Regions from separate parts of the Homo sapiens genome. Here region 1 is linked to region 2. A link is a contact called in ENCODE Hi-C or POLR2A ChIA-PET data. All regions are on one chromosome and are shown on one strand. Each heading gives the region's core, a stretch centred on a gene start or an enhancer-like site at or near the end of the contact. The rest is flanking DNA. Distances are from core to core; before and after follow the strand shown.

Region 1 (2,700 bases), core at 54-2,553, 67 kb after region 2:
TGGCTGCCCAGGAATTCTAGACCAGCCTGGGCAACATGGTAAAACCTTCTCTCTACAAAAAATATTTAAAAATTAGCTGGGTGTGGTGGTGCACACCTGTGGTCCCAGCTACGCAGGAGGCTGAGGCAGGGGGATCACTTGAGCCCAGGAGGTTGAGGCTGCAGTGAGCTGTGATAGCACCACTGCACTCCAGCTTGGGCGACAGAGTGAGACCCTGTCTCAAAAAATTGTTTGAGTCTTCAACTCACACCTTTTGTTTTCTAATTGAAAGCACCAGGGTGGAGAACTGGCCTGTGAGTGCATGTGAGAGAGTGGTCTTGGGACTCACACCTGCTCTCAGAGGAAGATCTGCAGAGTGGAAATGAAGTAGGAGGAAGCCACAGCCATGTGCAGACGCCTGTGGCCACCGTCTTTGTATGGCCCCTGCCCACGTCTGACCGCAGACCCTGAGGGGTGTGCAGGGGAGTGTCAGAGCTGTGCCCCCGTCCTGGCCAGGCAGGTGCCGTCCCGGAGCCTCGGTGATGAATGCACAGTGTTGGGTGGTTTGCAGAGGCGTGGATGTCCCCAGAAGGACAGGGACAAGGAGCCTGGGGGGATAGCGGCGCGAGACCAGATGAGGTGGTCACCTGGGAACATCAGTGCCTGCGCCTCAGCCTGAGGGATGAGCCCCTTCTGCAGGGAGCAGCCGCTGCGCCGGCTGGGCCTGGGAGGAACCACCTTGCCCTCGATGTTCAAGGAAGGGAAAGAAGCTGCGGCTTTAATTTAATCCTCCCCTTGGTGGCCGGCTCAGCCTGGTGGAGTTTAGGGAATGAGTTCAGCGCCTCTATTTTTGGAAGCTGTTCTAAGCTTCTCTGTGTCTGGGGCCAAGGTCAGGCTGTGTGTCTCTGCAGACCCCCTGCTGCCTGGCACTCAAGCCCCCCTGCCACACCACCTGTGGGGTTGGGGGCCACCTGCAGAACCAGGGTGGGCACTGATTGATGGTTCTTCACCCCTCTCTCCCCAGCTGGAACGGTATGTGCTCAGCTAAGAAGGTGAAAGATGAGCAAAGCGCTCAGAACCCCAGTGGCAGGTGCAGAACAAGGATATGGAAGGGAGGCGTTTTTAATCCTTGGCGCTTGCTCACTGAATTGGCTCTGGCTAAATCACCTTCAGAGGCGTTAGTATTTACTATTAAACCGACTTCACTGTGTGCTCACTCTGAAAAGCAGTGACAGGACCGTGATGTTGCGTCAGTGTTTGTGATGGTTCTATTTTAACCAAGATATTGAATTAACAAGAACAGACTGGGCGCAGTGGCTCACGCCTGTAATCCCAGCACTTTTGGAGGCCGAGGCGGGCAGATCATGAGGTCAGGAGTTCGAGACCAGCCTGGCAAATATGGTGAAACTTTGTCTCTACTGAAAATACAAAAATTAGCTTGGGCGTGGTGGTGAGCACCTGTAGTCCCAGCTACTCAGGAGGCTAAGGCAGGAGAATTGCTTGAACCCAGGAGGCAGAGAGGTTCCAGTGAGCTAAGATCATGCCACTACATTCCAGCCTCGGTGACAGAGCGAGACTCCGTCTCAAAAAAAAATGTACTATAACTCATTACATGAACAAGTTAAAAAATTACGTAGGTAAACACAAAAGTGCTTTGGTAAGACAAATGTCCATTCAAAAGAAGGGCAAGCTGTTGGAAGTATTTATCTGAGTACGTTTTATTTCTACTGTGGTAAAATACACAGAACATAGAATGTACCATCTTACCCATGTCTTTCCCCTGTGCAGTTCAGTGGCACAAGGGCCGCTTACCTCTCTGTGTAACCATTGCCGCCGCCCTCTCCAGAGCTGTTTCATCTTCCCAGACTGAACTCGGTCCTGTCACTCCCTCCCTCCCGCTGCTGTGGCCTGACTTCCTCCCTTTCTAAGGCTGAATAATATTCCGTCGTGTGGACATTCACATGTTGGTTATCCACTTGTCTGCCGACGGACACGTGGGTTGCCTCCATCTCTTGGCTGTTGTAAATAGTTCTGCTAGGAACACGGGGGTGCCTGCACCTCCTTGGGACTCTCTTTTCCACCTGCAGATTTTTGTTTGTTTGTTTTTTTGAGACAGAGTCTCGCTCTGTGGCCCAGACTGGAGTGCAGTGGTGTGATCTCGGCCCACTGCAACCTCCACCTCCCAGGTTCAAGCGATTCTCCTGCCTCAGCCTCCTGAATAGCTGGGGTTACAGGTGCCCACCACCACACCTGGCTAATTTTTGTATTTTTAGTAGAGACGGGGTTTCAGCCATGTCAGCCAGGCTGGTCTTGAACTCCTGACTTTAGGTGATCCACCCGCCTCGGCCTCCCAAAGTGCTGGGATTACAGGTGTGAGCCACGCTCCCGCCCCCCCCCCCCCCACCGCGCCACCCTCCACCTGCAGATTTTAACTGATGCCCAGCCAGGCGGCATCCAGCCTATCCCTCCAGCCTCAGGGACGTCCTGAAAGGCCTGGCTGTGGGGGTCGCTCCCCATGAGCCCTGTGTCTGCAGGCCTCACCCCGACTCTTCCTCTCCAACTTTGTCCCTCCCTCTTGGGAGGGGTCCTCCCAGGGTGGCCCTGTTGTCTTTGTCTGGCTCTGAGGGGAATGGGGCTTGTGGAGGTGACGGGAGTGTCTCGGGGTCTTTTCTCCACATTGCCTGGCAGATTACTACAGCCCGGCCATGCTGGGCCTGAAGA
Region 2 (2,700 bases), core at 177-2,676:
CAAACATTGGCCCTTCCTTTTTATAAAGCAATTTGGCAATAATGTCAAGAACCTTTAGAAGGGGTGGCTCCTCAGCCCAGCAATTCCAGCTTTGAGAAACTGTATTTAGGAAAAGCAATCTGTCCAGCGTGGTACTACTCAAGATACAGCCATAAGTGACACAAATGTCCACCAATTAAGAGATTAGTTGGCCAGGCGCGGTGGCTCACGCCTGTAATCCCAGCACTTTGGGAGGCCGAGGCGGGCGGATCACGAAGTCAGGAGTTCAAGACCAGCCTGGCCAACACAGTGAAACCCCGTGTCTACTAAAAATACAAAAAATTAGCTGGGCGTGGTGGCGGGCACCTGTAATCCCAGCTACTAGGGAGGCTGAGGCAGGAGAATCGCTTGAACCCAGGAGGCGGAGGTTGCGGTGAGACGAGATCACACCATTGCACTCCAGCCTGGGCAACATTGCAAGACTCCCTCTCAAAAAAAAAAAAGAGATTAGTTAAATAAAGTGTGGTGTCTTATTCAGTGAAATAGCAGTCATTTAAAATTAGCTGAGGAAGAACTTTGTGAAATGGAAAATATTGTACCATTTAATGTTTAAAATCCAATATAAGGCCGGGCGCAGTGGCTCATGCCTGTAATCCCAGCACTTTGGGAGGCCAAGGAGGGTGGATCACCTGAGGTCAGGAGTTCGAGATCAGCCCGGCCAACATGGGGAAACCCCATCTCTACTAAAAATACAGAAATTAGCTGGACATGGTGGCGGCGGACGCCTGTAATCCCAGCTACTCAGGAGGCTGAGGCAGGAGAATCGCTTGAACCCAGGAGGCAGAGGTTACAGTGAGCCGAGATGGCGCCATTGCACTCCAGCCTGGGCAACAAGAGTGAAGCTACACCTCAAAAAGAAAAAAAAAATCCAGTATAAAATAGTAGATTCAAATATGTAAATACGTGTGAAGGGGGCAAAGAAAGAGAAACGCGAAAAAAGGTGAGCAGTGGTTATCCACGAACACCCGATGTGTAGGTGTGTTTTCCCGTCGTTATCTGTCACTGCTTTCTGCGTTAATTTAAATGCACTTGCATCACTTTCAGGATCAGAAAATAAAGGCCTATGTGTGACCCTGGGGCGCTGGCGGGGGCTGGACGGAGGCCCAATGCCCCTGTTGCCCATTGTCTCCAGGCTTCTCCAGGACTCGGCTTCCCGCCTCTCCTTTGGGGACCGCACGAGTCACTGGGGGAGGCTCCGCGGGCAGCAGGTCTCTGGGAGGGGTTGTCGCCCCCTCGGTGCGCAGGGGAGCGACGGGTCCCTCCTGCACCTGCAGGGACAGGCCTCGGGCTGCACCGTCCCGCGCCCGCCTACCCCGCGCCCGCCTCGCCGGACGCCTCCTGCCTGAGTCCGCCAGGGGGCGCTGCCGGCCTCCCGGGCGGCGGCTGCTGCAAGAGGAAGCCCCGGCCCGCGAGCTGCTGCCACATCCGGACGCCGCCGGGAGCCGCCGGGAGCCGCCGGGGTGGGCGGGAGTCGGGGCGGCGCGCAGGTTCCCGGCCCCCTAAGGGACGGTTGCCTTCCCCAGAGCCGGGGACACAGGCGTACGTGCGGGGACCTCGGCGCTGGCCTCCGGGCTTCTGGAGCCCCTCCCTGGTGCGGAGCGGGGACGGTGACCTCCTCGTGGATTCTGGGAGGGGCAGCCTTGGCATCAGGACCTGGAAGCCGGAGAGGCTGCAGGGCTTCCAGCCATGGCCTTGCCACCGGAGGTCACGTAGTGTTTCCACATTTCCTTAGTGTGTACATGTGTGGGTCCCTGTGTTGTGGAGGGCTGTGTCTGCTTGGTGTGTGTGCACACGCGTGTGTGCATGGGTGGGTCCCTGTGTTGTGTAGGGGCCGTGTCTGCTTGGTGTGTGTGCACACGCGTGTGTGCATGGGTGGGTCCCTGTGTTGTGGAGGGCTGTGTCTGGGCAGGCTGTGTACACACCCATGTGCATGTGTGATGCGCACTGGGGCACTTGTCTGGGTAGTAGAGGTGGAGGCCTGTGTGGCCATATGTGCAACTGTGTGTCCGGGTGCGTGTACCACAGTCTTCCCTAAAATAGTAATACTGGGACCTACGTCATGGGGCTGTTGTGACCGCGTGTGGCACTCCATGTGGGGTGGCACAGCCAGGCGCTGATCCGGCCACTTTGCCAGTCGGACTGACTGCGTGTCCTCTCCTTAGGGGTGAGAAGCTTCCTGGCATCGGGCCTGGGCTCCTGAGCCCCTGAGCCAACCGACTGATGGTCCCTGGGAGACAGCCCCCGCCCTGCTCCTGCCCCCCACACCTGAAAGGCTCATTGTGTGGGTTTGCTGTGCTCCACAGGGATGTAAACCGCCCCTCCTTTTCCCTGTTCTGTCTGTGAGAAGGTGCCAGGGATACTTTTTTTTTTTTTTGAGACCAAGCTTCACTCTTATTGCCCAGGCTGGAGCGCAATGGCGCGATCTCGGCTCACTGCAACCTCCACCTCCCAGGTTCAAGCGATTCTCCTGCCTCAGCCTCCCGAGTAGCTGGGATTATAGGCATGTGCCACCACACCTGGCTAATTTTTTTTTTTCAGCAGAGATGGAGTTTTCTCCATGTTGGTCAGGCTGGTCTCGAACTCCTGACCTCAGGTGATCCGCCGGCCTCAGCGTCCCAAAGTTCTGGGATTGCAGGCGTGAGCCACCGTGCCCAGCCCGTT

Evidence for each region. Hi-C counts contacts between places; a loop is a spot of excess contacts on that map. ChIA-PET counts read pairs that join two places held with the same protein, here RNA polymerase II (POLR2A). Pooled maps may share reads with other maps.
Region 1: a loop to region 2 is called in a map of gastrocnemius medialis, with 2.8 times the contacts of the local background. The contact joins two enhancer-like sites. A Hi-C loop is called at or near these places in 3 of 168 maps with a recorded cell type or tissue (Caco-2, gastrocnemius medialis and psoas muscle) and 8 of 50 pooled maps. POLR2A ChIA-PET finds 5 or more read pairs at or near these places in 8 of 52 experiments (Caco-2, H1, PC-3 and 4 more).

What each region holds. Positions count from the first base shown.
Region 1 is chr13:113,326,059-113,328,758 of GRCh38, reverse strand. It overlaps GRTP1 (growth hormone regulated TBC protein 1), which reads left to right. Exons shown (of 8, transcript NM_024719.4): 6 at 2,668-2,700. Among named protein-coding and RNA genes, the nearest start is that of GRTP1-AS1, 24 kb to the left of the region's middle. Within about 2 kb of position 1,303, at least 3 of the 41 ENCODE cell types and tissues checked have a DNase peak (open chromatin) inside an H3K27ac peak, as active enhancers do; they include gastrocnemius medialis and psoas muscle, where a contact is called at or near this core.
Region 2 is chr13:113,392,842-113,395,541 of GRCh38, reverse strand. No RefSeq gene overlaps it. Among named protein-coding and RNA genes, the nearest start is that of GRTP1, 30 kb to the right of the region's middle. RefSeq lists silencers at 1,151-1,260, 1,271-1,620 and an enhancer at 1,538-2,079. Within about 2 kb of position 1,426, at least 14 of the 41 ENCODE cell types and tissues checked have a DNase peak (open chromatin) inside an H3K27ac peak, as active enhancers do; they include gastrocnemius medialis and psoas muscle, where a contact is called at or near this core.